2 separate regions of the Homo sapiens genome follow, and region 2 is linked to region 1. The links are chromatin loops, found by intact Hi-C in ENCODE. Cell type or tissue: heart right ventricle. All regions are shown on one strand. Each heading gives the region's core, and the rest is flanking DNA. Links, peaks and the distances in the headings are about the cores only.

Region 1 (16,279 bases), core at 3,713-11,712:
TGATTCTGGGAAACTGCTTCTCTACTCACACAACACTTCTAACACGAAATGTGTGATTTTCTTCCCCACAGCAAGCAATTCTCCCTCTCTGGACACCAACTGGGTGTCTTACAATCCAATCCATTTCCGAAACTGTCTACCTGAAGTTAGTGTCAGATCCCATAGGTTAGGGGCCGGGTCCCACAAGACTTCCCCCACTTCACATACCATTCACAAGTCCCTGGAGCCACCTGTACTTCTGGCAACACAGCTGTTAATCCAGGTTCCCATGGCCCACTCCTTGGGTTCAATAACTTGCTAGAATGGCTCACAGAACTTTTCTTACATTTGCCAGTTTATTATAAACAACTCAGGAACAGCCAGATGGAAGAGATGCAGAGGATGAGTTAGTGGTGGTGGTGGTACAGAGATTCTCAGGGGTGCCACCCTCCCAGCACCTCCACATGTTCACAAACCTGGAAGCTCATCAAATCTTGTTCAAGCGTTTTTACAGAGCTCAACCTCCAGCTACCCCTCCTCCTTCCCAGAGGCCAGTGGGTGGAGCTGAAAATTCCCACCCTTGGATCCCTTGGTCTTTCTGGTGACCAACCCCATCCAGAGGCTATCTAGGGGCCCCACACTAAGTCACCTTTTAGCATAAACTCAGGTGTGATCAAACGGGCTTGTTATGGATAACAAAGGACCCTACTGTCACTCAGATTTTAGGACAAAGACCAAACATTATTACTACACCGCACTTACTCTAAGTTCTCAGCCTCCAGGTCTTGGGTCAGATACTGTTTCCTCAGAGTTGCCTTCCCCATCAGGCCCAAAGTAGCCTTCTCTATGGTCTCTTTCATGACACTCTGTTTCACAACCTCCTGTTAACAGAAAAACAAACTGTAAAATATTGAAAGAGGTTTATTCTGAGCCAGTATGAGTGACCATGGCCTGGGGAATAGTCTAAAGAAGTCCTGAGAAAATGTGCCTGAGGTGGTTGGGTTACAGTTTAGTCTTAGACATTTTAGGGAGACAGGGATTCTAGATAAAATCATGAACCAATACTTGGAAGATATACATTGGTTCAACCTAAAGAGGCAGGATATCTTGAAGTAGGGGGCATGAGGGCTTACAAGTCATAGGTGGATTTGAATATTTTCTGATAGGCAATTGGTTGAAAGAGTTAAGCTTTGTCTGAAGACTTGAAGTCAGTAGAAAGAAATTTTTAAGATAAGGGGATTGTGGAGGCAGAGTTCTTGTTATGTAGGTGAAGCCTCATTAGGTAGCAGACATCAGAGAGATAAATTGTAAATGTCTCTTTTCAGAACGTAAAAAGTGTCACACACTTAGTTAATCTCACTTAGATTTGGGAAAGGCCTGGAAAGGAAAGGCCTGGCTGTGTTATTGGAGATTCTCTACAGATGCGAATTTCCCCCACAAAAAGATGGCTTTGGAGGGCCATTCAAAAATATGTCAAGGAAATACATTCTGGGGAAAAATATTTTGATTTCCTTCAGGGTCTGCTATCTGTCACGCAATGCTAGAATCAGGTTGGATTTGTTATCTTATGTGAAAGGAAAATAAATCTTGGGGCCTCTAAATCACTAAGCTGTTGCTGACCCTTTGTTTTGTTTTTCAGAGTCTTAAAACTTTTCTTTTGAGCTATTGATACCTTTTAACAATTTAGTATACTCCCATGAACAAAATTTGGAGCATATTTATTTCTGTCTACCTGATTTCTCCAGAATTTGGAAACTATTTGTGAGTATTCTAACTTATGGCAATGCAGTTATTTGCATAAGTGCAGTAAGAATCTGTTTTCATTTGTAACAGGACACAATTGGAGAAACTGGTTATTTTACCAAGGATTTGACTGGAATGTTGTGCTTTCCTTTAAGGAGTCAAACTTGACTTATGGCGCCAATAAAGCCCTTGGAAAATCTGGCCTCATATTTTGTATACACAGTCTCTGTACAGGGTTTCTGGCCCGTGGTAAGTAAAGAATATCACTTTCTGACAGTCCCAGAAGCCCCATGTTTATCTTGGAACCTCAAGAGGACAGAAAATTCACCCAACTCACAGATATTTGCTGGCACAAATCCATGGTTGGGCCTGGCTTTAAAAAAGTCTTATCTGGGATTCCTTCTATGGAACAAAGCTCCATCAAAGCCAATTTAAAACCTATGTAAAAAATATAATTATTCTTGCTGCACTGTATACAAATAATTAAGCCAAGTATAATAAAGCAAACCAATCCTACCATGATTTGTCTTTAGCAAAAATGGAAAACTGGAGAGAGAAAAATTATGTTTCAAAAACTATAGTACACTCTAGTCTTGTCTAATGTTTTTCAGTTTTTATTATTTCTACAGTTCTGGCAGAATTTTTTCTTGGCTACAAGTCTTCAAAATAATGTTTTCATTATTTTTTCTTTTTTTCCTGCTTTTTTCCCATTTTTCCTAATTTGGAGTCACTGAAAACTAAGCTGTGCTTTCTTAAAACCCTGCCAACTGAAGCCAAACAACTTAAATTAAAAAAAAAAAAAACAGCAACCCATTTACATACATAAGCCACTTTCATACCTGCCTACTAATGTATGGACTTCAGAGTAATGTGGCCTATATAGATTTTTTCAGGATTGTTCCTTTGTTTGTTGTTGTTTTTCTCCCATCCTCCCCCACTATTTTCTCTTCACAGGACATGAGACTTCACAATCTGCTAAAGATGAGTGTTAACCATCCTCGTCATGAGAGATCAGATGAAATCTGAGACCAGGGACTTATTTTGTTGTAAAATGCTTTCTCCAAAATATTTTAAAAAAGAAAAGGGGGGAAATGTGAAAGAAAAATAACTCTTGGGGCCCCCAAATCAACAAGCTAAAGGGAAAAGTCAAGCTGGGAACTGCTTAGGGCCAACCCTCTCTCCCATTCTATTCAAAGTCACCCCTCTGCTCACTGAGATAGATGCATATCTGATTGCCTCCTTTGGAAATTCTAATCAGAAACTCAAAAGAATGCAACTGTTCACCTGAAAGCCCTCTCCTTGCTTTGAGTCTTCCTGCCTTTGCTTCAAGTTGTCCCGCCTTTTCAGACCGAATCAATGTACTTCTTACATATGTTGACAGATGTCTCATGTCTCCCTAAAATGTAAAAAACTAAGCTGTGCCCGGACCACCTTGGACACATGTTGTCAGGACTTCCTGAGGCTGTGCCACCTGCACGTCCTCAAGCTTGGCAAAATAAACTTTCTAAATTAACTGAGACCTGTCTCAGATTTTCTGGGTTCACATTTATTACCACAAAGAGTCTGTTTTTTCAGTCTTATGACATCTATTTGAAAGTTAATGCTAATCAGTTGTGCCCAAACTCCAAAAGAGAGGGGGTAGATTGAGGACTGTCCCACCTCCCTGTCATGGCTGGGAATTCAGTTTTCCAGGTTTCTCTGGGGTCCTCTTGGTCCAGAGGGGCTCTGTTCAGTTGGTTGGGGGGGCTTAGGATTTTATTTTTGGTTTACATTCCTATGTGTTTTTGAGTGTTTGTGGATTCAGTGCCTGTGATCTCCACGCGGGAAGGACTAGGCCCATCCTGTCCACCACAGCTCACATGAACCTGGGCTCAGCCTCATGCACAGAGTGAACACTCAAAAATCTGTTGGGTCATGACGTCAGAGGCATTTGAACCAGAGCAACTCCATCTTGAATAGGGGCTGGGTAGAATAAGGTTGAGACCAACTGTGCTGCATTCCCAGATTAGGCATTCTAAGTCACAGGATGAGATAGGAGGGTGGCACAAGATACAGGTCATAAAGACCTGATGATAAAACAGCCTGCAGTAAAGAAGCCAGCCAAAGCCCACCAAAACCAAGATGGTGATGAGAGTGACCTCTGGTCATCCTGACTGCCTATTATACACAAATTATAATGCATTAACATGCTAAAAGACACTCCCACCAGTGCCATGATAGTTTACAAATGCCATGGCAATGTCTGGAAGCTACTGTATATGGTCTAAAAGGGGGAGGAACCCTCAGTTCCAGGAATTGCCCACTTCTTTCTTGGAAAACTCATAAATAATCCACCTTGTTTAGCATATAATCAAGAAATAACTATAAGTATACTGAGCCACTGCTCTGCCTATGGAGTAGCCATCCTTTTATTCCTTTCTTTTTTCTTTCTTTTTTTTTTTTTTTTGAGACCGAGTCTCGCTCTGTTGGCCAGGCTGGAGTGCAATGGTACGATCTTGGCTCCCTGCAACCTCCACTTCCCGGGTTCAAGTGATTCTCCTGCCTCAGTCTCCTGAGTAGCTAGGATTACAGGCACGGCACCACTACCCCTGGCTAATTTTTGTATTTTTAGTAGTGACAAGGTTTCACCATGTTGGTCAGGCTGGTCACACACTCCTGACCTTGGGATCTGCCTGCTTTGGCCTCCCAAAGTGCTGGGATTACAGGCGTGAGCCACTGCGCCCAGCCTTATTCCTTTACTCTCTTAATAAGCTTGCTTTCACTTTACTCTATGGTCTCACCCCAAATACTTTTCTTGAGTAAGGCCCAAGAACCCTTTCTCGGGGTCTGGATTGGGACCCCTTTCTGGTAACAACAGCAAAGAGAGTATCTATTCCTAGAAATAAAATACGGGATAGATAATCTAGCCAGGAGAATGAAGGTTGAATATACATAGATTTTACTTGTGGACTTAGGGTTGATTTGAGTTAAATTTAGGAATTCAGGGGAAAAAAAGGACCCTTCATCTATTCCATTTGCTCTGGTTCTGACCACAATGGGGTCATTTGCAGAGCTGGTCACAAGCATGGCAGATGGTCTGTCTGCTTCACAATGTTGTACATGAAAGATTTAACATGAAACATGTAGCTTTAGGCAGATGATAAGGTCAAATACAGGTTAATCAGATTTTGGGCACCAATGTTGAGAAGGAAATTGACAGCACAGAAAGAAGGTGGGTTTGAGGACAGAGGTCAATCTGCACATATCATAGTACAATTTTCTTAAAAGTTCATTTAATCTCAGTTTCTTTCTATGTAAACAACACAGTTCTTGTGTGAGGATCCATTGAAATGTGAGAAATTACAGCAGAAAGAGCCATGGCTCTGCAGGCGAGGGTGCAGGCTGTGAGGCTGTGGAGTGCCCCTGAGGTTGTGTCTGTGGCCTCTGCAGTGGCTAACACACTATTTTCAGGCCCTGACTGACAGCATCCTGCAGCTGCCTGGCTTGGGGTATTTGGAAGGGCTCCAAACCCTTTTCTCAGTCACTCAAAGGAACTAGGCTAGAGGAGACTGTGGTGTGAGACGCGGTTAGAGGGAGGAGAGGGCTTTGTTCTTGGGCGTAGGAAGCTGGGCAGCCCTGTGTGTGGAGATGGATTGGTTCATCCCAACTGCTGGTGTGCTGAGAGGACAGGAGAGAGTGACTGCAGCTGTACCTGGAAGGGGCTTCTGTGTTCAGAAGATGACTGCAGTGAGGAGGGTTTCAGAGCAATCTTTCATCTTTCTGCTTCAAGCTCTGATGGCCTGGAGCCATCCCTCGGCACCCGCAAGTGGGGTGCTACTTTGGGAACCAGAGAGGAAGGCCAGGCATGTGTGTACACGTGTGTGTATATGCACGTGTGTGATGGTGCTTGTGTTTGTGCACACTGCAGTGTGTCTCAGTGGGTGTGTGCACAGGAGCGAGTGTGAGTGTGTACATGCCTATGAGTGTGAGTACATGAGTGTGTGTGAGTGCGTTTGTATGATTGAGTGTGTGAGTGAGTTTGCGTGCCCTCTCTGGCTGGCTGGCAGACACTGTGCACATTAAGTGTGCAAGTGCAGAGAGACTGAGAGGACATCACTTCCAAAGAGGGGAAGCTGGCCCCAGTGGAGGGTGGGGAATAGCAGGGAGGGTCAGGATCCCCATAGCCCAGGGCTGTAGGGGTTATGGAGGTACTGGTCAGTGTTAGGCCTTTGTGCTGGAAAAATCCATTCTTGCATACTCAGGGCTAAGTCTGGAGATTAAATATTCCAGCTCAGGGTCTTTTATTAGCCTTGGCAATGGCCCAGGAAAGGCCATGTCTTAGCACACTGAGTCTGAACTCATCTACTTTCTATTCACTCGACACCTGTTTATTGTCTGTCCACTTGCTAAGGCTTAGGGTTTCAGAAGTGAATAAGATGATGTCCTTGCCCTCAAGCGTCATACAGTCTGGTGAAGAACTCAGGTTCAAACAGTCTGATAAGCATTTTCTTGCTGTACTATTCAGGGTTTCTGAGAGAAACAGAGCCTATGGGAAGAGTGTCTGTGTGTGTAGATTTATTTTAAGGAATTGGCTCATGTGATTGCGGAGGCTGGCGAGTGTGAAATCTGCAGGGCAGACTGGCAGTCTGGAGACCCAGAGAGGGGTTGATATTGCAATTTTGACTTTTGAGGCCAAACGCAGCCTGGAGGAAGAGTTTCCTCTTCCTGGGGGACCTCAGTCTTTTCTCTAAGGCCTCAACTGATTGGATGAAGCCCACCACATTATGGAGGGTGGACTGCTTTACTCAAAGTCTGCTGATTTCAATGTTAATCTCATTTAAAAAACAGCCACACAACATCTAGACTGGCTTTTGACCAAATATTTGGGTACTGTGGCTCAGCCAAGTTGACATAAAACTAACCCTCCTACTTGCTGTGGTAGGAAACCATGAGAAGCCAAGTGTGGAGCCGTAGGGCGGGAGAGGCCATGTGAGTTGGGGGTCCAGGGAATCAGTGCCTGGTGGAGGATGGGACTAGCCACAGTAGATCAGGGAGTGGGAAGCAGAGGGCAGGCACTGCAAGGAGAGCAAGGCGGACTGCTAGCGCTGTGGTGCCAGTAGCGGGGGCAGGTGGCACCTGCAGCCTCCTAGCCCATGGCTCATGGGGGTGTGAAGGGGCTGATGGGGAAGCCCAGTTAAGCTGCAAGCTGGGGGAGCACTGTGCAGGGCATGGGAGGGAGATACCCTCAGATCAAAGGCTCCTGGCATTTAGAGAGGCCACATTCCCCCTTGCACATGTGTGTGTGAGCCTGGAGCTGGGTGGTATCATGTGTGCTTTTACACGATGTGCCTCAAGTTGGGAAGTCAAAGGTCTTTATGAATTGAGCTTATGAAAAACGTTGGCAGTACAGGGGAAAGTGTGTGTAGATGGGCTCTTTGGTATGCCCCCTCTGACCCTCCCAACATGGGTGACCCGGAGCCCGGCTATTTAACTTCTCTGAGTCTCAGTTAAATAGAGACCCTTGTAACATTTCACAGGGCATGGTGACATTTAATGGTGTCTGTGATAGTCCCTGGCATGTGGCCTGGCTGTGTCCCCAGCGATGGTGACAGTGTTCCTGGCAGCAAGGCCAGTGCGTTCAGTGTTGTTGCAGTGGCTTTACATGTCATTCCAAGTTTCCTGAGGAAACTCCATAGGAGTGTCTTAGGTGAATCCTTTGTTAATCCTGAAACAATGTTCTTGTGGAAACAGTGCAGAGTGCAGGCAAAGAACATGGAAGGTAAGGAAGACTTACAAACTGAGGGGTTCCCAGAAGCATGGTGGTCACTTACCTTATTTCCAAGGTTGTTGCACCTGGGACAGTGCTTTGTACCTAGTGGATGCACCATAGATATTTGTTAAACCAGCGTATACTAAGCAAGTGTGTTTGATATTTGTTAACCGTTTGGGGAACTCACATTGCAGGAAAAGCTTCAGGAGCTGAAGCTGCATGTGGTTGATGGTGGGATCCCTGCTCAGACATAGCACAGAGCTCAGCCCACGGAATGTATTTGGAGACTGCCCGGTGAAAGGGAAACCTAAAAATATGTGCGGACAGCCTCATTACTCAAATATCAACAAATACCAAGTTGCAGTCCTGGAAGAAGAGAATCTCATAAGCTTGAGCAGTAGTCCAAGAGGCATTTTAATAACACCTCCTGATTTTCCCGCAGCATATGGTCCTGGTAATTAGCACAGCTCCACATGGCTTCCCCTTGCTATAAGCCGGTGACATGACGCAAGAGAAATCAGCAGGACATTGCAGTTTATTTTGACTTAGAATGCATGCAGCTACATATGGCTTTAATAAGCTTTGAATTAATAATCCCTTTACCTCATTAATGTTTTTAAAGCAGGCTGTTCTGGTCTTTCCTGAAAGATAGGAAGACCAAAAATGTGGGATCAAAGCAGCTTTGCTGTAGTCCCAGTGCAGCTTTGCTCTGGTCCCCACGCATCTCAGGTCTCTAGAATGTCCGGTGTGCATCTCCACTGGGCACTAACTAGTGAATCTGTTGGCCTAGAGGGAAGTCTCTGATGGCCACCAGGCTCTGTCCCAGCCCGCGTCTTGATTAGCGTGTTTATCATAGCAAGGGGATTCATGAAATCTGCAGATAACATGGTGAAAGACCATTTATTTAGAGTCAAAATCTAAAATTATCTTGCCAACCTGGACAAATATCTCAGGATAAAATCTGTGAGGGAAAACTTTGAGGACTTTGATTGGGACCATTTGGCTTCAGAAAGTGTGAAAAGACTTGCTGTTAGAGAAAAGTGTTAGGCCAGTGGGATGCAGCTTTAAGAGAAGCCTGTGTCTTATACAAGGCAGACTCCATGGGGGTGTTGTGCATCATTCTGGGCAGCACTGTGTCTGGGAGATGTAAATCAGGAGGAGCGAGGACTGATGAGACAGACAAAAAAGAAAACCCATCCCAGCACTTTGGGAGGCCAAGGTATGCGGATCACAAGGTCAAGAGATCAAGACCATCCTGGCCAACAAGGTGAAACCTAGTCTCTACTAATACTACAAAAATTAGCTGGGCATGGTGGTGTGCACCTGTAGTCCCAGCTACTCAGGAGGCTGAGGCAGGAGAATCGCTTGAACCCGGGAGGCAGAGGTTGCATTGAACCGGGATTGCGCCACTGAACTCCAGCCTGGCAACAGAGCGAGACTCCATCTCAAAAAGAAAAGAAAAGAAAACCCAAAGCTTCTGGACACATCAACCCATCAACCTCTTTCTTCTCCTTGTCTCCTCAATGCCTGCCTAGGAGGAAACATCCCTGAAAGGGGTTTAAGCTTCCAATTGGTTGGTCTATTAGCTGTTCTGTTGATGAGAACACATTGCTGGTGGGAGCAGGCAGAGGATGGGGTGTCCACTCTTTAGGAGAGTCTTCCAGGGTTTCTAGAGAGAAAGCTGGGGTTTTATGGGAGCGTGCAATGGGGCTCAAGGACAATGGGAGGAGCTGAGTGCTGCCTGAGGTAGTGCCCTGGCCCTATAATTCACCTGTCAGAGCCTTGAGAAAGTTTCTGGTGCTCCCTGAGCTTGAGTTTTCTCCTCTGTACTGTGTGACATCCCAGTACCATTGTGAAAGTAAAAGAAGATCAGGGACACTGATCAGGACAACTGTAGAGTCCTGTGCCAGGGAAAGGGTCATTTTTATATTCCCAAGGTATTAAGATGGTAGCTGGGAGTAGATTCACCCAAGCTTTGTCTTCAGCCAACTTCCACCTCCCAGGAGGTTGCCAGGGGAGATATGCACAGTCAGCAAAAACAGAAGAAGAATCTCTTTATTGCTTCCTGGGGTTTTGTCCTAAACTAATGTAGTTTTATAGTGAGTTGGTCTCCTATTCTCCAGGTTGGATGTAGCCTGGGACTATGACCCAGGACAATCTCCACCCCTCTCCTTTAAGCTCACACTGGAGACTTGGACCTCCACATCTCATTACTCTGCTGGAAGAAGCAGCCAGCTCCAGGACTGCATGGGCCAGAGAGAAAAAGCAATACAAAAAAGAGAGCAGAGGATATCACAGAAAAATGGCAAAGTTGGGGACTTCAGGGCTCTGTCCCTCCAGAAAATCAACTAATGAGCTAGTCAGAATGTCAGAAACAGTGTTGGCAGAACTCTGGAATCTAGTGAAAAAATTTGGAAGGCTTGGTAAAGAAAGAAGCAGTGTCTGGGTGTGGCAGCTCACACCTGTAGTCCCAGCACTTTGGGAGGCAGAAGTGGGAGGACTGCTTGAAGCCAGGAGTGTAAGATTAGCCTAGGCAACAAAGGGAGACCTCGGCTCTACAAATTTTTTTTTTAAAATTAGCTGTGTGTGGTGGCATGCACCTGTAGCCCTAGCTACTCAGGAGGCTGAGGCAGGAGGATCACTTGAGCCCAGGAGTTTAAGGTATAGTGAGCTATAAGTGAGTCACTGCACTCTAGCCTGGATGACAGAGTGAGACTTTGTCAAAAAAAAAAAGCAGCCAGCTGCACTTCAAATTGCATGCCTATCGTCCTCCACGTCCCAGACTGGCAGAGGTTATGAGGATAGCAGCCCACATTCCTGGTGCAGGTTAACAAGGCCAGAGGGAGCAACATAGACCTTATCCTGAAAGAATTGTGGTTGTAGGCTTTAGCCTGTCTTAAATATTGGTTGTTCCTTAATTCATCTATCATTGCCTTCTTTTGACATTAATTTTTTCTAGAGTACTATTTGAAAAATGATATGCAGGCAATTTTAGCTTAATTTAATCATTCCACATTATTTACATTTATCAAAGCATCACGTTGTGTCCCATAAATCTATACAAGAATGATTTGCTAACTAAAAATATTAAAAAAATTAAAAGACATAGAGAAAGGAATTAGCGAAATGTCAGAAGTTATTCCTTACTAGTAATTACTTTAAATGTAAGTGGATTTAATTCTCTAATTAAATGATAGAGACTGCCAGAATGAATTAAAAAACCATGATGCATCTATATGTTATCTACTAGAGACTCACTTTAGATCCAAAAACAGATTTCAAGTGAAAGGATGGAGAGTGATATTTCATTAATAGTAACCAAAACAGAGCAGAGATGGCTGTACTAATATCAGACAAAATAGACTTTAAGACACATATTGTTATAAGACACAAAGAAGGAAATTATACATTGATTAAAAAGTCAGTTCAAGAAGGTATACTAACATACACACCTAATAATAGAACCCCTAAACATTTAAGGCAAAAAGTGCTTGAATTGGATTGAGTAATAGATAGTTACATGATAATAGTTGACAACTTCAATAACCCACTATTAATAGTATATTGAACAACTAGATAGAAGTAAATAATTTACCAATTAAAAAAATGTGTTGAATCACATTATAATCCAACGGGACCTTATAAAAATATATAGAATACTGTACCCCAAAACAACAAAATACATATTTTTATCAAGTGCACATGGAACATTTTCCAGAAAAGAACATATGTTAGGCCACAAACCAAGTCTCAATAAATTTAAGGATATTGACATCATATGAGTGATTTTTCCAACCACAATGAAACAAAACCAGAAAAGAATAATAAAAGAAAAATTGCAAAATTCACAAATATGTGGAATTTTGAGACAGATTCTTACTCTAAAGCCCAGGCTGAAGTGTAGTTGTGCTATCTCAGCTCACTGCAACCTCCACCTCCAGGGTTCAAGTGATCCTCCTGCCTCAGCCTCCTGAGTAGCTGGGATTACAGGTGTGCACCATCACACCTGGGTAATTTTTGTATTTTTGATAGAGATGGGGTTTTGCCATGTTGGCCAGGCTGGTCTCAAACTCTTGACCTCAAGTGAGCCGCCCACCTCAGCCTCCCAAAGTGCTAGGATTACAAGTGTGAGCCACCGGGCCTGGCCAAAGGTGTGGAAATTAAATAACACAAATGATGAATGAATTACAGAAATTGCGAATGAAATTAGAAAATATCTTGAGATATTTTCTCAAGATACCAAACCTATAGGATACAGCAAAAGCAGTGCTCAGAGGCAATATGTAAGTATAAAATGCTTACATTTAACAAAATCCCAAAGCAATAATCTAACTTTACATCTTAAGGTGCTAGAAAAAGAAAATCCAGCTAAACCGAAAGTTGGGAGAAGAAAGGAGATAGTAAAGATTGGAGCAGAGGTAAACAAAATGGAGAATAGAAAACAATTGAGAGATTCAACATACCCAAAAGTTGGTTTTTTATCTGCAGAATTGGCAAAACTTTGGCTAGTTTGACCATGGAAAAAAAGGGAGAAGACTCAAATTAGGAAAATCAGAAATGAAAATGGAGGCTACAGATCTTACAGAAATAAAAAGGATTATGAGAATACTATGAATAATTGTACATCAACAAATTAGATAACTCTACATGGAACAAACAAATTCCTAGAGACACACAAACTATTAAAACTCATTCAAAAACAAATAGAATACTTGAACAGAACTACAAAAGTAAAGAGATTGAATCAGAAACCTCCCAACAAAGAAAAGCCCTAGATCTGAAGGCTCCCTTGGTGAATTCTAATGATCCTCTTAAGAACCTCTAACAGAAATCTTTCTTGAACTCTCCCAAAAAATGGAAGCAGAAGGAATATTTACTAGCTTATTCTATGAGTCAGATATCAAAGGCAGATAAAGACATCATAAAAATTATAGACTCTTATTCCTATAAATACAAATGCAAAAATCCTGAACAAAAACAAACAAACTAAATCTAGCAGCATATTAAGAGGATTGTATTATACATCATGACCAATTTGGATATACTCCAGAAATGAGAAGGAAGATTCAATACGTAAAAATCAATCAGCATAATATTAGAAGGACAGATAAAACCCCATGTGATCATCTTAATTGAGGCCAAAAAAGCATATAACAAAATCTCAAACACTTTCATAATAATAACACCCAACATACTAGGAATAGAAGGAAACTCTTTCAAAGCAATAAAGGCCGTTTATAAAAAACACAGCTAACTTTATACTTAATTGTGAAAGACTGAAAGCTTTTCCCCTAAGACCATGGTGCCTGCTTTCACCACTTCTATTCCACATTATACTGGAACTTCTAGCCAGAACACTTAGGTAAGACAATGAAAATAGAAAGCATCCAATAGGAAAGAAGGAAGTGAACTTACTTCTACTTGCAGATGAAACAATCTTATATGTAGATAAACCTGAAGACATACCAAAAAAGTCCAAAACTATTAGAGTTACTAAATAAATTCAGGCAAGTTGCAGGATATAAGCTTAACACACAAAAATAAGTTCAAAATTATAAACCATTAATAAATGAAATACAGACAACACAGATAAATGAAAAGACATCCCATGTTCCACCCATGTTCATGGATTAGGAGAATATTGTTAAAATGTCCATACTACCAAAGTGATCTATAGATTCAATGAAATCCTTTCAAAATCTCAATATCATTCTTTATAAAAATAGAAAAAGTCCCCAAATTCATATGAGACCACAAAAGATCCCAAATATCCAAAGCAATCAAGAACAAAGCTGGAGGCACCTCACTCCTCAATTTCAAAATACATTACAAAGCTATACTAATCAAAACAGTATGATATTGGTATAAATACAGAGATAAAAAAATCAATGGAATAGAATAGAGAGCCTAGAAATAAATCCATATATTTAAAATCAACTGATCTTCAACAAGGATACCAAAAGCACACAATGGGTAAAGGATAATATCTTCAAAGAATGATGCTGGAAAACTGGATACCCACATGCAAAAGAATGAAGTTGGCTCTTTATCTCACCCCATATAAAAACCAATTCAAAATACTTAAAAGCTAAAATGTAAGACCTGAAACTATAAAACTACTAGAAGAAAACATAAGGGAAAATCTCCACTGTGTTGGTCTTGGCAATGATTTTTTTGCGCAGGCAACAAAAGCAAAAATATACAAGAGGATTGTGTCAAACTAAAATGCTTCTATCCAGCAAAAGAAACAATCAACAGAGTGAAAAAGCAACCTATAGAATGGGAGAAAATATGTGTAAACCATACATATGTTAAGGGTTAATATCCAAAATATATAAGAAACACATACAAGTCAATAGCAAAAACCAACCAACCAACCAAACAAAAACCCCCAAATTATCCAATCAAAAATAGGCAAAGGACCTGAACAGAAAATTTTCAAAAGAGGACGTACAAATGGCCAACAGATACAGAAATAGGTGCTCAGCATTGCTACTTATGAGGGAAATGCGAATCAAAACCACAGTGAGATATCACTTCATGCCTATTAGAATGGCTACTATCAAAAAGACCAAAGATAACAAGTCTTGTTGACAATGTGGAGAAAATGAGGATTCTGCAAAAGATTAAAAGTAGAACTACCATATGATCTAGCACTTCTAGTATATATCCAAAGGAAATGAAATCTGGATCTCAAAGAGATATATGCACTCCCATGTTCACTGTGGCATTATTCACAGTAGCCAAGATATGGAAACAACCTAATGGCTGAATGGGTAAAAAAAAAAATGTGGTGTGTGTGTGTGTCTGTCTCTGTGTGTGTGGTGTATGCATGTGTGTGTGTTTGTGTGTGTGTGGTGTGTGCATGTGTGTGTGTGTCTGCGTGTGTGGTGTGTGCATGTGTGTGTGTGTGCACACAATAGGATATTATCCAGCCTCTAAAAAGACAGAAATACTGCCATTTGCAATTACATGGATGAGCCTGGAGGACATTATGCTAAGTGAAATAAGCCAGACACAGAAAAAGAAATGTTGCATCACTCATATGGATACTAAAACAGCCAAACTCATAGAAGCAGAGACTAGAATGGTGGTTGCTGGGATTGGGGGTGAGAGTGAGAAGGAAATGAGCAGACATTGGTCAAAGAGTATAAAATTTCAGTTATGCAAGATGAATTTGTTCTGGAGTTCTAATATACAGCATGGTGAATACAGTTAACAATACTGTATTGTATACTTGAAATTTGCTAAAATGATAGATCTTGTGTTATCCTCACACATAAAAAAGAAAGAAAATGGTAACTATGTGAGGTGATAGATATGTTAATTAGCCTGATCATGGTGATAATTTTACAATACATACATTTATCACAATATCTAGTTGCATATTTTAAAAATATACAATTCCTATTTGTCACTTATACTTCAATAAGGCTGAAAATAAGCAGTAGTTATCAACGCAGTGTGGTACTGGCATAAAGATAGACATAGATCAATGGAATAGAATCAAGAGTCCAGAAATAAACCCCATACTTTTATGGTCAACTGATTTTGAACTGGGTGCCAAGACCATTCAATGGGGAAAGAATTGTCTCTTCAACAAGTGGAGCTGAGAGAACTGAATATTCACATGCAAAATAAGGAAGTGGGATCGCTACCTTATACCTATATAAAAACTAATTCAAAATAGATCAAATGGCTAAATGTAAGAGCCAAAACTATAAAGCTATTCAAAGAAGACATAAAGATAAACCTTCATGACCTTGTATTTGGCAATGGATTCTTAGATATAACATTAAAAGAACAGCAACAAAAGAGAAAACTGACAAACTAGACTCATCAAAATTAAAAACTTTTGTGAACCAAAGAAGACTATCAAGAAAATGAAAATACAACCTACAGAATGGAAGAAATTTTTGCAAGGCATATATTTAATAAGAGTCTAGTATCCACAATATACCAAGAACTTGCACAACTCAACAATAAAAAGACAAACAATCCAATTAAAAAATGGGCAAAGTATTTGAATAGACATTTCTCTAAAGAAGATATATAAATTAGCGACAAGAACATGAAAAGATGCCCAACATCATTCTTTATTTGGGAAACACAAATCAAAACCACAATGTGATACCACTTCGTACCCACTAGGATAGCTAATTAGAAAATGGAAAATAAGTTTTTGCAAGGATAGGAGAAACTGGAACACTTGTACATTGTTAGTGGGAATGTAAAATGGCTCAGCTACTGTAGAAAACTGTTTGGGAATTTCCCAAAAAGTTAAACATAGAATTACCATATGACCAGTAATTCCACTTCTAGGTATATACTCAAAAGAACTGAAAACGGATATTCAAACACTTGCACATAAATGTTCATAGCAGCACTATTTCCAAAAGCTAAAAAATAGGAACAACCCAAATGTCTATCAGCTGAGAATGGATAAACAAAATATGGTATATCCATACAATGAACTGTTATTGAGTCATGAAAAGAATAAAGTATCGACACATGCTACAACATGGATGAATCTTGATAATAAAATGCTCGTCGGACCACCTTCCTAGCTTGGGGTGTCATCTTTGAAGTGTCTCCTCGGCTTTGGGAGTGATCAGATGGCTCTGCCACAGCCTCTGTCCCCTTGTGACCTACAGGTACTGGGAGATCCGTAAATAAGACGACAGAACACCCTGGAAGCTGGGAAATGGGACTGTTGACATTCAGGAATGTGACCAAAGAATTCTCTCTAGGTAAGTGAGAATGACTGGACCCTGCTCAGTGGAAATTGTATAGGAATGTGATGTTAGA
Region 2 (16,279 bases), core at 4,407-12,406, 67 kb after region 1:
GCAATCACCATAACCAGACTCAGATATGGAACACATGGTGGAATTATAAAACAGAGAATTTAAAATAACTATTATTAATATGTTATGGGCTCTAATGGAAAAAGCAGACAACATGCAAGAAGAGATGGACAATGTAAGCAGAGAGATAGAAATTCTAAGGGGAATAAGATAATGAGAAAATGGAAATTAAAAACACCATAAATGAAGAATGCCCTTGGTGGGTTCATCAATAGACTGCGAACAGCCAAGAAAATAATAAGTGAGCTTACAGACAGGTCAGTAGAAACTCTAAAAACACAAAGAGGAAAAATTATGAAGAAATAAAACAAAATAAAGCAAAACCAAAACAGAACATCCTGTGGAGAAATTGCAAATAGTGTAGCATACACGTAATTGGAATACTAGTAGGAGAGGAAGAGATACAGAGCAGAAGAAATGCTTAAAGTAATAACAGGAGAACTTTTTTGTTAAAAAAGTTAATTGCAGACCCCAAACCACATACATAGGAAATTCAAAGAGCGCCAAGCAGGATAAGTATAACAGACACCTACATACATCCACACACACCATATTCAAACTACAGAAAACTAAGACAAAGAGAAAATCTTGAAGTAAACCAGTCAGAAGAAAAACACCCATTCCTAGAAAAGAATGAGTACAAAAATTACAGTGTACTTCCCTTAAAGTGTTGACAGAAAAAAACAAAACAAAACCCTAACCCAGAATTTATATTCAAGGAAATTATCTTTCAAATGTGGAAGAAAAATAGAAACATTTTCTCACAAATGAAAACTGAGGGAATTCATCTCCAGCAGGCCTGTCCTGCAAGAAATGTTAAGAATTTTTAAGGCAGTAGGAAAGTGATGTAGGTCAGAAACTTGGACGTATAAGGAAAAGGATGTTGGAGAGGGCATAACTGAAGAAAAATATTTTAGTTTTCTTATTCTTAATTTACGTGGAGATAATTATGTTTAACTCAATAATGATAATAATGTATTGGGTGATTGTAGCATATAGGTAAGGGAAATGAATGATAGCAATTCCATAAGGGATAGGAGGGAGGAATTGGAAATAATCTATTACAAAGTACCTGTACTACGTGTGAAGTGGTGTAGAGTTATTTGAAACTGGTCTTAGATTAGTTTAAAATGTGCATTGCAAACTCTAAAGTAATCAATTTTTTTTAAAAAAACTGCAGTTGATATGCTAAGAGAAGAGATGAAATTCAGTAATATAAAATGCTCAAGAAATGCAAATAGAAAACAGTTACAAACATGGTAGATATTAATCCAGCTATATCAATAATCACTTTAAAAGTCAGTGGTGTATCTAAACACACTAATTAAAGGACAGAGATTGGCAAACTGGATTTAAAAAAACCTGAAGTAACAAACCTAAATCTAAAATAAAAGTGATTAGTACCCACTGAATCTAAAATAAAAGTGGGAAAAAGTGCTCAAGACTTTATGCTTTCTACTTTATGCTTTCTACAAGAAATCTACTTTAAACGTAAAGACTGAGATAGGTTAAAAGAAAAGGAATGGAGAAGCTATGCCATGCTAAAACTAATCAAAAGAATGCTGGAGCAGCTATATTAACAAGACAAAATAGATTTCAGGATAAAGAAGATTATCAGGGATAAAGGAGGGAATTACATAATGTTAAAGGAGATCAATTCTCCATGGAGACATATGATCCTAAACATGTATGAGCCTAACAAAGTTTCAAAATTTATGAGGCAAAAATGGATAGAATTAAGAGAAAAGAGGCAAAAATTCATTATCATAGTTGGAAACTTCAACACCTCTTTGATATATCAAGCACTCAGAAAAACAGGAAGGATATAGTTGGCATGAACTATCAATCAAATTTATCGAATTGACATTTACAGAACACTGAATCCAACAATAGCAATATTTCTTTCAGTTCACATGGAACCTTCACCAAGATAGACCATATGGTAGGCCACAAAACACACTGTAATAAATTAAAAAAATTAGATATTAAATAAAGTATGTTCTCAGACCACAGTGGAATTAAACTAGAAATCAGTAACAGAAAGACAGCTGGAAAATTCCTAAATATTTGGAAATATTTGTTTAACATGTGTCTAGTGAAGAGATGGGTCAAAGGAGAGGTCTCAAAATAAATGAAAAATATTCTTAGTTAAATACAAATGAAAATACAACTTATAAAATTTGTGGAATGCAGCAACAACAGTTGTTGAAGAGAAATTTATAACACTAAATGCATATATTAGAAAAGAAGATCTAAAATCAATAATCTAAGTTTTAACCTTCAAAAACTAGAGAAAGAAGAAAATGTTATGCATAAACAAGTAGAAGAAAAGGAATAACACAATTATAGCACAAATAGGTGAAACTAAAAATAAGAAAGCAATAAAGAGAAATCAACAAATTCAAAAGTTGTTCTTTGGAAAGATCAATAAAATAGATAAATCTCTAGCCAGGCTAACCAAGAAATAAGAGAAATGTAACAAATTACTAAACTCAGAAATTAAAGAGGGATCATTGCTACTGATCCCTTGGACTTGAAAATATAATGAAGGAATATTACAAACAAATCTATGCCAACAAATTTAATAACAGATGAAATGACTAATGCCTTGAGAGATATAAACTAAAAAAATTCTACAAGTAGAAATAAGTAACTCAAGTAGACCTGTTTCTTTTAAAGTCATTGAATTGATTACAAATAACCTTCGGAGTAAAAAAAGTACCAGACCCAGATGGTTTCACTGGTGAATTCTACCTCAGATTTAAGGGAAAAAAAGTACCAATTCTACACAATCACCAAAAAATAGAAGCAGAGAGAATACTTCCTAACTCATTCTATGAGGCCAATATTACCTTAATACTAAAACCACACAAAGATTGTAAAAGAAGAGAAAACTACAGATATATATTTCTACATCGACAGGCTAAAGAAGAAGAGTTATATTATCATATAAATATTGGCCTCATAGAATGTGTTAGAAAGTGTTCTCTCTGCTTCTGTTTTCTGGTGATTGTGTAGAATTGGTACTTTTTTTATAATATAATATACATTGTTTTAGAAAAAGCATTTGACAAAATTCAAAACCTATTCATGATAAAAACACTCAGGAACCTAGGAATAGAGGGGGACTTCCTCAGCTTGATAAATAACATCTAGAAAAATACTGTAGCAAACATTTATGTTTAATGGTGAGAAAATGAATGCTTTCCTCTTAAGACTGAGAAAAAGGCAATATCCCCTCCACCACTGCTATTCAATATCTTACTAGAAGTTCTAGCTGGTGCAATGAGAAAATAAAAAGAAATAAAAGGTACCAAGATTGGAAAAAACAAAAAACAAAAAACATGTATTTATTCACAGGAAACATGATTGTCTGTGGAGAAAGTTCCAAAGAATTGACCAAAAACTCTTCTGGAACTAATAAGCAGTTATAGTAAGGTCTCAGACTATAAGGTCAATATATAAAAGTCAATTGCTTTCCTATATATCAGCAATGAACAACTGGAATTTGAAATTTAAAAATATCATTTACAACAGCATCAGAAAAGGAAATACTTAGGTATAAATCTAACAAAATATATACTGGATAAATATGTGGAAATGTACAAAACGCTAATGAAAGAAATAAACAAAGATGTAAATAAATGGAGAGATATTCTGTGTCATTGGGTTGAAGGACACCATGTTGCTGAGATGTCATTTCTTCCCAATTCAACTTATAGATTTAATATGCTCTCATTAAAAACTCTAGAGCATATGTTGTAGATATTAACAGATATTGACAAATTGATTCTAAAGCTGATATGGAAAGGCAAAGGACATAGCATATTCAATACAATATACTGAAGAAGAAAAAAGTTGGAGAACCCACATTTCCCTATAGTAAACTTACTATAAAACTACATTAGGGAAGACAGTGGGTTTGGCAAAAGAATACAGTGCAATGTAACAAAATAGAGTAAATATGGATCTACACAAATATAGTCAATCGTCTTTGGCAAAGATGCAAAAGCAATTTAATGGAGAAGGAATAGGCTTTTAAACAAATTTTGCTGGATAAATTGGAAGTCCATATGCAAAAAAAAAAAAAATCCTTGCTACAGGTTTTTCTCCTTTTGCAAAAATTAACTCAAAGTGTAACATAAAGGTAAAATGCAAATGATAAGAAGAAAATGTAGGAAGAAATTTACATGACCTTGGACTTTGTGATGAGTTTTTAGATACAACACCGAAACAAGATCAATGAAAAAAATAGATCTGAACTTTATTAAAGTATTTTCCTGGTAAAATACACTGTTAAGAGAATTAAAAGACAAAATATAATCTTGGAGAAAATATTTGTAAGTCACATATCTGATGAAGGACTTGTGTTCAAAATATGCAAAGAATTCTTAAAATTCAACAATGAGAAACACCTAATTAAAAATTAGGCAAAAGATCTGAGCAGACTTCACTCCAAAGATGATACACATATGGAAAATAAGCATATGTAAAGATACGTAACATCATTTGTCATTAGGCAGATGCAAATTAAAATCACAATGACAGTACAAACCTATTTGGATGGCAAAAACCCAAAGTCCTGACAGTACTAAATGCTGACAGTGATGTGGAACAGGAACACAACCACTGCTGGCGAGCACGCAAAATGGTCCAGCCACTTTGAAAGACAGTTTGGCAGTTTCTTATAAAGCTAAACATAGACTCATCATGTGATCCATCAATCATACTCCTAGGTATTTTCCCAATGAATTTGAAAACTTATGTCCACAAAAAGCCTGTATGCAAATGTTTATACAGCTTTATTCATAATCTTCAAAACCTAAAAGCAACCAAGATGTCCTTCAATAGTGTGAACAAACCGTGATATATCCATACAATGGAATACTATTTAGTGAATAAAAAGTGGACTAGCAAACTATGCAAAGACTTAAATGGATCTTAAATGAATATTGCTAAATTAAAGAAGCCAATCTGAAAAGGCTATGTACTGTATGATTCCAATTGTACAACAATCTGGAAAAGGCAAAAAAAAAAAAAAAAAAAAGAGAGAGAGAGAGAGAGATGATGGACAGATCACTGGCTGCCAGAACTTTCGGTAGGAATAGAAAGATCAGATAGGTGAAGCACAGAGGATTTTTTAGGGCAGTGTAACTATTTTATATGATGCCATATGCATTTGTCAAAACCCATAGTGAGCTTTAATGTATGCACATTTTAAAATGTCGTTGAAAAAGTCAGGTATCCCAGCATGGAATGCTGAATGTGACAGCAGAACCCAGCCGTTACAAATGTATGAAACAACCTCACTGTAGAGGGTAGGATTAAAAAGTTGCCCAAGTAACTTTGGAAATTAATAGAGTCTGTAAGACTAAAAGGCAGTAGGAACTGTGCATAAGCACTGTGCCCTGGTTAGTAAAGTTGCTTCTCATCAGGGCACAGTTTAACAAGTCTGACATAACTGAACATATACACTGGAAATGAACAATGAAATGAATGGCTGTGGGTGATGGGAGCAGTTTTCTCATTGTTGGAATGGGAGGTGTCGACAAGCAAAGGGAGGAGGTGTTCAGTTGATTGGATGAGGCCCACCATATTATGCAGAGTCATCAGCTTTACTCAAAGTCTACTGATTTAAATGTTAATCTCATCCAAAAAATACCTTTGCAGCAACATTTAGACTAGTGTTGGACCAAACTGGGCACCATGGCCTAGCCAAGTTGACACATATGATTAAGCAGCATGCTATTTTTCAGGAGAGAAGGAAGAGGGTCTAGAACAGGTGGAGTGGTTGCAGATGTGGTGGGGGGGTGTCTGTGAATGAAAACAGGTACCAGAGGCAACAGATGCAGAGCCAAGGACAGGGCGGCCTGGGAGGGTCCTGGCTTGGGTGATTGGCAGGACATGAGTGCCTGAGGAAAGTTAGTTGCTGGGACTGCAGGGTGACAGCTAGCTGTCACTCAAAAACTTCCCCCTGACCAAAGAGCTGTTTGCTTTCTCAGACTAATTACAGGCACTGCCCTCAGGAAGAGTCCCATGCCGGCATTTGAAAATGAATCAATTTTCCAAGGAAGTGTTACGCAGAGAGTTCCCCTGTGGCCAGAGGAGCAGCTGCTCTCATTTAGAGGGCACAGGCTCCATCACCACCAGAATGTGTAAGCATGGCAAGTGGAGGCTGCTCACTGTGGCTCAGAGCAGGGCGTGAGCAGCTGCCCACGAAAGCATTCTCTGGGCTGGTGCCCTGCCCATAATTGGTCCAATCATTTATGTTCTAAGTTTTATTTATCTGCAGAGAGACAGGGGCTTAGCTGGTCAAAGCAAATGAATCAGAAGCTGAGGGGACTGCCCCACCAGATACAGGAAAGAAGTTGCAGGCAGTATTCACGCTCACTCTGCCTTGCTGCTTGACCTTAGAGAAAACACACTGAGCCTCAGTCTTCCACATGAAATGTACTTGCAGTGAGAGTTTGATTAGAGGCACCAATGCCTGGAAGTCACTGTTCATAAATTAATTTGATGCTCTTGGCTCCATTTCATAAATCTATGAAGTCACCTGCTTTGTCCCATCCCAATATTTATGTAACGAACATGCACTTTCTTCGGGGCTGAAGGAAGCACTGGTCATTTAGATGATGCAGACTATTCTTGTGCTTGTCTCTGAAGCTCAGTACGAATGTTTAGAAAATCCCCAGGATGTGGAAACCATTTATAATAGCATTTACTATTTCCCAGATACATAGATCCTACATTTCATCCTTCTCTGAGGGGCGGTTGTTCTCGTCCTCGCTGTTATGCCATCGTCTCAGTGTGTAAAGGTGGTGGTTCTGGGGAGGCCATGCAGGGGTCCTGGTGACAATGCGGAAGCCACTGTCATTTCTATGGTGCTCCCTTGATCTGAACGGCAGCCTGTAGAAGAGGATCGCAATGATGTGTGTGCACAAACCCGACAGCATGGACAGAGCCCACCGAGCATGGTACTCAGTGTGGTGGTCAACCACAGGCCTGTCTACACCATGTAAACAGTTAAGATGCTTCTCTGAAGTTGGACAGCTAGAAAGTGGAGGTGTCAAGCTCTAACCCTGGAGATGGGGCCCAGGAGCCTCGGCTCACAACCACCTGGGGCCATCCCTCCAGGAAGGGGCATCCTTAACCTGATAGCCACCTCTGCAGACGCCCTCCCTGCTGCCACAGGGAGAAACTGCCTTACAGTTCTTGTACTCATTAGGCTTTGAGACCCTCCTTGACAGGCAGGCAGGCAAGCTATAATCCTTGATTACTTTTTCTCTTAATTGGTGGGTAGACTAAGCTATAGTGGAGTAATGAATCAAAGCTTCTTTGGGGGAGAAGAGAGTTAATTTTAAAAAATTAGGTTCTGCATGTAATTATGAATGCCTGGTAAAAATATGTGTCTGTGTAAAAGTGAGTTTAGACCCAGACATGTTCCAAGAATGGCTGAGGCTACTGATGAGATAATATAAAATACTTAGAATCTGTATGTAAGACAGCAAAAGCAGAAGTAGAAGCCAAAGAAGGCAAAGCAATAAAGGCAAAACCCAGCAGTTTCTGGAACGAGACTAAAAATACCTACCTTATTTCCAAGCTTCCCAGTAGCCAAGGTGAAAAGAGGTGCAATCATGGACATAATTCACTTTCTATAAAACCATCACTAACTGCTCAGGAGATGCCCAGCTCTTCCTTGTTCTACGACAGAGTATTCAGGGTTTTCCTCAGCAGACCCCATCTACTACCACCCATGAGCTGACATTGACCTGGTTTTCAGGCTGTTTCTTGTCACTCCATGAGGGCAGTGCCCAGCCTGCTTATTCACTGCGTGTCACCAGCATCAGGAATGTGCTTGGTCCAGAGCAGACTCACAGCCCTTATTCATTGAATGAATGAATGAACGAACAAGTGGATGAACTGGACTCATTTGCAGGATTTTTTTTACTTGACAGGGGGCCCTGGAGCTAAAATAAATAAATAAATAAAATGCTTACAGTCTCTGGAGACAAGGTTTGTGTACATCAAAGGGGCCAATGACGAGAAACACAGGGAGTGATAGCACCCACAGGGCCACTGTGGGGCGTGGAGCTCACATCCCACGGATTTGGGCAAGGCCTACCTGGGGTGGTGGGGGCTGAGCTGAACGCTGATCATGGGCAGAGTGAGGGAAGACAGAATTTAGGGAGCAAAGACTCTTCATTCACAAGATCCAGAAGAGAGTTACAGAGGAACTTGAGGATGGCTGCCATAGAAAGAAAGATGATGTGATGATGGGATCAGAAGTTGGGATGATACACTTGGGCTTTCGTGGGGCAGGCCCCTCCCCATCCCCAGGCTTGGATGAACTGCCTGCCTGGGCTTCTGCTGCACCCTGCTCACTGCTGTTTATGCAGAACCTTAGTAGGACAGCCTTCTTCATGGAACACAGGCTGTTTTTGTAAAATAAATAGGTAAGTGAGTTGCAAGCGTCTATGGCTACACACTCAACATGGGCCAATACTGAGATGAGGCAGTGGTGAAGCATCTGGGCAGGCTTGGTGCGTCAGGCATGCTGGAGCATGGAACACATTTCTGGGTAGCAGCTTCAGGGAGCAGAGAAGGGTATAGACAGATGGGACCAGTTCCAAGAGGGAAAACAAGGATGCTGAACTGGATCGTGGGAAAACATGGAAAGAGCTGTAGATATTTAACCTGAAGAAGAAAAGCCTCTATGGGGTGGGAGTGGGGATGGGAAGGGCAAGACAACTATTTCCAAATCTCTGAGGAAGTGAGAATCAACTTGCTTGGTGTGGCCTAGAGAAGCAGATGCTGCAAGGAGGAGATTGCAGACAAGAGAAACATTATTATTTTTTTTAATGGTCAGAACTGCCTAGATGTGAGAAAGTCCTCCAGATAGAAATTTATTTATTCATTCACTCATTCAATTCATCATTCACATATTCAGTGACTATTTACTGGCTGTGTTTCAGGTATTGGAAAGAGAGTGGTGGGCAAAACTGAGTGATGTCTGCTCCCATGGGGTTTAGTCACTAAGGAATGGTGGACCTTTCATAAGCGATAAAGTGTGAGGTGGGCAGAGGTGGTCTCCAGTGGGTGTTTCAAGCAGGCAGGGGTTGAGAAAGCTGAGACAGGGCTCTTCAGAACTTCAGTTTCCCAGACAAATCCATTTTAAGTTATAAAAGTTTATGTAAGTGCTATGCCTACTTCTAGTCTTAACTACGAATCTCAAACTGAAATGCTCTCAAATTGCCTCCTGAAGGAGCCTCCCCTGAAAACACAAAGGTGGAAAAACAACTTCCATTGCTTGGTTCTGTGTGTCTTTGGGGACTCCAGTCTGGCTTATGTGCTAATGGAAGTTAATTAGACAAAGAGCCTTCCCCGCTGCACAGGGCCTCTGAGCTCTGTTTGGGGTTGCTTAGTTCAAAAAGGGCAGGATGAAAGGATCCTGGGACCTGGATCACTTTCAAGATTTCCTGAGAGGAGTGACATCCGACCCAGAGAAACAGACATGAGCCATGCCCACCTGGCTTCCCAGGTGGGTTGGAGCACCAGGGTGATTGGGAAGATTTATGCCGTGCTCCTGGGGAAGTCATCGTCCCTCGATTCTGTACCATTCCTTCCATAGTTCTTCTCTTTCCTCTCCTTCTCTTAACTTTGGGTGCTGAATTCTTTCTCCTCCTCAATGAACGCAACACCCTATGAGCTCCTACTTGGAGCAGACCATGGCCTAGGTTCTGAAAACTGCCAGGTCAATTTGGAGAGGTCTCTGCCGCAGCATTTGCCGTTGCTGGGGTTGTTCCTGCTTTCCTGTCTGTCCACTGATTACTCACACTCTACGTGTTTCAGAAGACACCACGGAAGAGCTCAGTGCATAAGCTCTGCAATGGGGCTCTCTCCATTCTGGCAGCTCTGGCAGAAAGAGGAAACCATGAAAACCCAGCTCTGTTACCTGACAATGGACATTCCTGCTGTCAGAGATAAACAGTGACAGACATTAGGCAGAGAGATGAAACAGGTTCTCTTCAGTAACTACTGACAGCAGGGGCCAGAGCCCAGCTTTACTCTGATTTGCACAGAGACGACTGGGCACGTTAAAGGGGGAGCGCGGGGTAGGGAGGAGGAGGGAACGGGGATCAAGCAGAGTTGGGGAAGTGAAAAGTTCCCAAAGGCAGTAAGAGGGTTGGTCAGTGTAAATGTGTCTGCCAGGTGGGAGTGATCAAAGTTAGGATTCTGTCCTCCCAGCTGGGAGACTGCACCCCTGAGTGGAGTGGGGTAGGGCCAGACCTTTGAGGGGTGCATGTGGAAACTCGAGACCCCTGGGCTCTTACCCTGGCTCTACCATTTACCTCCTATGTGGTCAGGGGTTGGTCACTCTGCTGCCTCCTGGCTCTGACCTGGGAGCTCTGGGGTCTCCAACCTTGGAATGTTCACCTTTGCATCATCCTATAATTCTTACTATCATTCTCCGAAGCCACAGAAAAATCACATTTGGATCTCAGTGGTTACTAGGCAGGGGGTCTGTGAAAGCCCTGAATAGTTGTGACAGGTGCCAGGGAGTTTGTTCTGGGAGCTTCCTGGAGAGGAAGGGTAATGGCGTACCTGAGAGAAGGGCCCTGGGCAGAGGCCTCTGCCCACAGCATTGAGGCTGTGGACGAGCCTAGTCAGTCCATGAGCACTTGCAAAGCTCCAGTCGGGTGTGCCTGGGCTAGTCCTTCTCTGGCCACCCTTTGGTCCCCTGAGTCCTTCTCAATGTCTCTTGCTACCAAATTGCTTTCATACATGGATCAATTTCTACTCCTCTTGAAGAGTGTGTCAGATGCTTTCTCATCCCGTGTTAACACTGGAATTATCCACACTTTTAATCCTTGCTAATTCCATAGGTCAAAAAGATAGCATCTCATTATTATAATCGGCAATGTTTTTGGCCTATGAGTGGAGGTCAAACAGTTGGTGGCGATTATCTTTTGAAGACACCATTTAAAATGCCCATGTTTGAGGGTATTTTGTGTTATGATTTGTAACTGGAAGGTTTATAAAAGCTAATAGAAACTATTGACACAGTGTAACTAATTTGGGCTGGAAGGGAACTCTTGGAATAACTGCTCTTCCTTTCAGCATTGCTAGGGTAAAGCACTCCAACTTCATATTCTGTCAAAAGCAGTGTTAATATTAATAGATAAATACTGACCAGGCACACAATTTAGGGGTATAGTGATCCCAAAACAGTGCGTGAGGAATTTGTTATTAAAAGATGCACACACGTCAAGAATATCCTCTAATGAATATGCAGTGTGTTAATTCTGTAATATCATTGTTCCAAGAAACTTGGTACTTCCTGACGTCTAAAAGTTGATAAGTTTATTTAGCCTATTGTTTTGACTTTGCTATACTGTGAGTGATTTTACAGATCCCTAATTTCAGTGCCACACCAATGCCACAATCTCTAAGCAGGATGAAGTTGCTGTATTCTTCCAATCAATTAACCAACAAAATTAAATTTCACACTACAGAGCTTTGGAATAGCTACTGTTTACTGAAATTACCATTGCAAATAATGAAACTGAATGTTTAAAGAACCAGCGTTTAGTATTGTCAATTAAGTCTGGACTAAATGTTAATAAATATAACACAGTGTGGAAAACCATCTGTGGAGCTTCAGCTTCATGAGGGAATGTGCCAGGAATAGCCTGGTTTAGACAGTTTGTTGATGTGACTCTGGTCCCCCAGAAGCCAATGGTCAGTTAGCAACTTGTGAAGCAGCCACTTCCATCTGGGGACCCTATCACTAAACTCACACAAAAAAAGTCGCTAGGGTATTTCAGATTTTAAACGGTTAGTCTATTGAATAATCAGCAACGTGACAACCATCTCATTTAAAAAACTTTGCATATGATTTTGCCATGTGTTTGTCTCTCAGGTACCTTTCCAGCTTTTGTCCCTGGGTGTACACATGTCACATGTGTGCAAATGGCACATATGCAATTTTCTGTCATTGCATCAGATGTATATTCGTTAATTGTGACTTGGTCTCTAAATTGCCATTTTGAATTACTATGATAATTTGTATAGTGAATGAGATATGATTTGCCTCACCAACCTTCTATTGTTGCCATTTAAATTGAGCCTTAATGCTGATGATTATCAGCTATGAAGCATGTGGATTTTTCACAGTTTGGTATTATTTTCTTAGAACAAATTCCCAGCAGTTGGAACACCAAAGGAAAAGGGAATTAACGTTTTAATGGCTTTATGCTTCTCACCAACATAGTCCTGTCCTGCTTATCCTCTTTTGGACACCCTTCCCATTTATTTCTTTGGATACAAAGATATCTAAAATAAAGAGGGCTTTTGTTTTTGTTCTGTTTCTTTTCCAGGTTCTATTCTATCCCTTCTATCTGCTGCATTGCTCTACTTTCTCTAGTTTTCTGTTTTGCCTGCTGATCTTTCCCGTGGAGGCTGTCCTCCCATTTAAGAGTGGGGAGCTCTAAAGCTGGTGGGATTACTTACCGGTGATTGGCCACTGGCAAGTCTTCCTCCTATCACCATCAGAAATCTTCATCTCTGGTGATGTCAGTTCTAAAAAAGGCAGTATTCCAAGGGTGCCTTGCTGGTGCTCAGGGAACAGGCAGTGTTTGTACAAAAGGCTGTGGATGTGAGGGTGCTTGTGTGTGTTCATGCATGAGTCTTTGTGGGTACATATGTGCATGTACATGTTTGTGCATGTGCATGCATGTGTGTGCATGAGGCTGTGTGCATACACATTTGTGCATGTATATGCATGTGCATATGTGCACATGTATATGAGGCTGTGTGCATGAAACTGTGTGTGTGCATAAGGCTATGTGTGCCTGTGTATATGTGTGTGTGTGTACACATGTGCATGAGGCTGTGCATGGCCATGCGTGGTGGGTGTTTGGGCTTCTCTGCAGCCCTGGCGAGGCAGCCTGGAGAACACCGTTGTTAGCAGCAGGACAACAAGCCCTGTGATTCCTGCATGATACCTATGCTGCTCTGAATTTGCAGTGATCCCAAAGGCCAGCTTCAGCCAGTCTGTGCCTACCAAATAAACTCATGTGTTTAAATTTCCAGGTTTGTGGATTCTAGGAGCCCCAGTAATTTTCTTTGTTTCATTTTGTTCATAACAAAATTTTCAAATGCAGAAAAGCAAAGAATATATTCATTTGTTTAAAATGAATAATTATTTAAAAGTACATAATTTATTTGTTTATTTTCCCATTGTTGGGCAATTAACTTGTTTAAGAAATTTTACTTCTATAAATCATGCCAGAAAAACACCTCTGCTGTGCGTTTTTCTCCCAATCGTGTGGCTGCTTGTGCACACGATCCTCTGAGTTGGAGTGTGTTGCCTAGTGACATTGCTAGATCACAGAATGTTTACCACTAATATGGCCAAGATGCTCTCCAAAGGTTGTAGCACGTTAGACTCCCACAGCAATCCTGCGAGTTCTGTTTTTCTTATATTTGTGCCATTGCTTGGTATCATCAGATTCTCTGTGCTGGCCCCTGCCCAGTCTCAACTGGAATTTTCTTGATTATTTGCTCACTCTAAGTATTGCTTTTTTGTATATTGCCTATTTATTTCCTTGACTCATTTTTTTTTCTTTTGAAGGTTGAAATTTTCCTTATTAAGTTGTTATTCTTTATATATTTTGTCAGCAGTTTTTATTGTAACTGTCTTTTCCCTGGATTGCACATCTTTCCACTTAAAAAAAATTTATTGTATATTTGTAAATTATAACTGTATGTATTTATGGGGTGCAAATGGTTTTATGAAATCAGTGTACAATGTGGAGTGACTGAATCAAGCTAACTAACATATCCATCACCTCAAATACTTATCACTTATTCCTCCTGTCTTAACTGAAACTTTGTACCTTTTGACCAATATCTCCCCATTTCTCCCACCCACCCCCAGCCTCTGGTAATCACCCTTCTACTCTCTGCTTCTATGAGATCAATTGTTTTAGATTCCACATATGAGAACATACAATGTTTGTCTTTCTGTACCTGGCTTAATTCACTTAGAATACTGTCCAGTTTCATCCACGTTGTCACAAATGACATAATCTTCTTCTTTTTAAAGGCTAACTAGTATTCTATTGTGTATATTCACCAGATTTTCTTTATCCATTCATTCACTGATGGACACAGGTTAATTCCATGTCTTGGCTATTGTGAATAGTGCTGCAATGAACATGGAAGTGCAGGTATCCCTCCAATGTATCAATTTCATTTTTCTTTGGATATATACCCAGAAGTGGAATTGTTGGATCCTATGGTAATTCTATTTTTAGTTTTGAGGAGTTTCCATAGATTTTTTTTTTCCAAAATGGCTATACTAATTTACATTCCTACCAACAGGGTGCAAAGATTCTCTTTTTCCCCACAACCTCACCAACATTTATGTTTCATCTTTTTGCTAATAGCAGTTCTGACAGGTGTGAAGTGATATCTCATTGTGGTTTTAATTTGCATTTTCCTAATGGCTAGTGATACTGAGCATTTTTTTCATATATCTGCTGGCTGTTTCTGTGCCTTCTTTTGAGAAATGTCTATTCAGGTCCTTTGTACATTTTTTAGTTGAGTCACTTGTTTTCTTAATATTGAGTTGTTTGAATTCCTTATATTTTTGGATATTAATTCCTTATCATATGTATGGCTTACAAATATTTTCTCCCAATCCATGGGTTGTTTTTTTCACTCTGTTTATTGTTTTTTTTATTTTTTATTTTTTTTTGCTGAGTACAAAATTTTTTGTTTTATGTAATTCTATTTGTCTATTTTTGCTTTTGTTGCCTAAACTTTTGGGATAAAATTAAAAAATTATAGTCTAGACCAATGTTGTGTAATTTTTTCCCTATGTTTTCTTCTAGTAGTTTTACATTTAAGATGTTATGTTTAAGTCTTTAATTCATTTTGAGTTAATTTTTTATATAGTTTATGATAAGGGTTCTATTTCATTCTTATGCATGTGGATATCCACTTTTCCAACACGTTTTATTGAAGTGACTATCTTTTTTCTCATTGTGTATTCTTGGCAACTTTGATGAAAATCAGTTGACTCTTAATACATGGGCTTTTTTTCTGGGCTATTTTGTTTTATTGATCAATGTCTGTTTTTATGCCAGTACCATGCTATTTTGATTACTAGAGCTTTGTAGTATAGTTTGAAGTCAGGTGGTGTGATGCCTCCAGCTTTGTCTTTTTTGCTCAAGATTGCTTTGGCTATTTAGAGTCTTTTGTGGTTCCACATGAATTTTAGGATTGCTTTTTCTATTTCTGTGAAAAATGACATTAGAATTTTAATAGGGATTGCATTGAATCTGTAGATTGCTTTGGGTAGGATGGTGATTCACAATATTAATTCTTTCAATCCATAAACATGACATATCTTTCCATTTATTTGGGTCATCTTCAATTTCTTTCATCAATGTTTCATAGTTTTCAGTGTACAGATCTTTCATCTCTTTGGTTAAATTTACTCCTAAGCATGTTCTTTTTGTGTAGCTACTGGTAATTAAATTGTTTTCTTGATTCGCATTTTGTTATTTTATTATTAGTAAATAGAAACAATGCTGATTTTTGAGTGTTGATTTTGTAACCTGCAACCTTACTGTATTCATTTATTAGTTCTAACAATATTTTGGTGGAGTGTTTAGGGTTGTCTATATACAAGATTATGTCATCAGCAAACGGCAACAATTTCACTACTTCCTTTCCTATTTGGATGTCTTTTATTTCTTTCTGTTGCTTAATTTCTCTGGCAAGGCCTTTCAGTACTGTGTTGAACAGAAGGGATGAGAGTTGGCATCCTTGTCTTGTTCCAGATCTTAGAGGAAATGCTTTCAACTTTTCACTGTTGGGTATGATGTCAGCTGTGAGTTTATCATATATGGCCTTCATTGTGTTGAGGTACATTTCTTCTGTATCTAGTTTGTTGAGTGTTTTCATCACGAAAAGTTATGAATTTTGTCAAATGCTTTTTCTACATCTAATGGGATGCTTGTATGGTTTTTGCCCTTCATTCTGTTAATGTGGTATATCACATAGATTGCATACATTGAACCATCTTTGCATCCCTGGGATAAATTCCACTTGATCGTGGTGAATGATCCTTTTAATATATTGTTGACTCTGATTTGCTAGTATTTTGCTGAAGATTTTTGCATCATGTTCATCAGGATATTGACCTATAGTATTTTTTCCCCTTGTAATGTCCTTGTTTGGCTTTAGTATA

What was found. A loop is a pair of places that touch in the nucleus more often than their neighbours do. Peaks named below come from ENCODE experiments on the same cell type or tissue, not always from the same donor. Only the 100,000 strongest peaks of a DNase experiment are listed, where the experiment ranks them.
Region 2: it touches region 1 in a loop (3-fold over the local background); 3 of 110 quality-filtered maps call a loop at or near these places.

What each region holds. Positions count from the first base shown.
Region 1 is chr7:45,287,445-45,303,723 of GRCh38, forward strand. It overlaps the pseudogene LOC100419775. Among named protein-coding and RNA genes, the nearest start is that of RAMP3, 140 kb to the left of the region's middle. In heart right ventricle, for the core only: no CTCF peak of the experiment used is centred there; DNase peaks (open chromatin) are centred at 5,247 and 7,297; H3K27ac peaks cover 2,417 bases.
Region 2 is chr7:45,353,826-45,370,104 of GRCh38, forward strand. No RefSeq gene overlaps it. Among named protein-coding and RNA genes, the nearest start is that of RAMP3, 200 kb to the left of the region's middle. In heart right ventricle, for the core only: no CTCF peak of the experiment used is centred there; no DNase peak of the experiment used is centred there.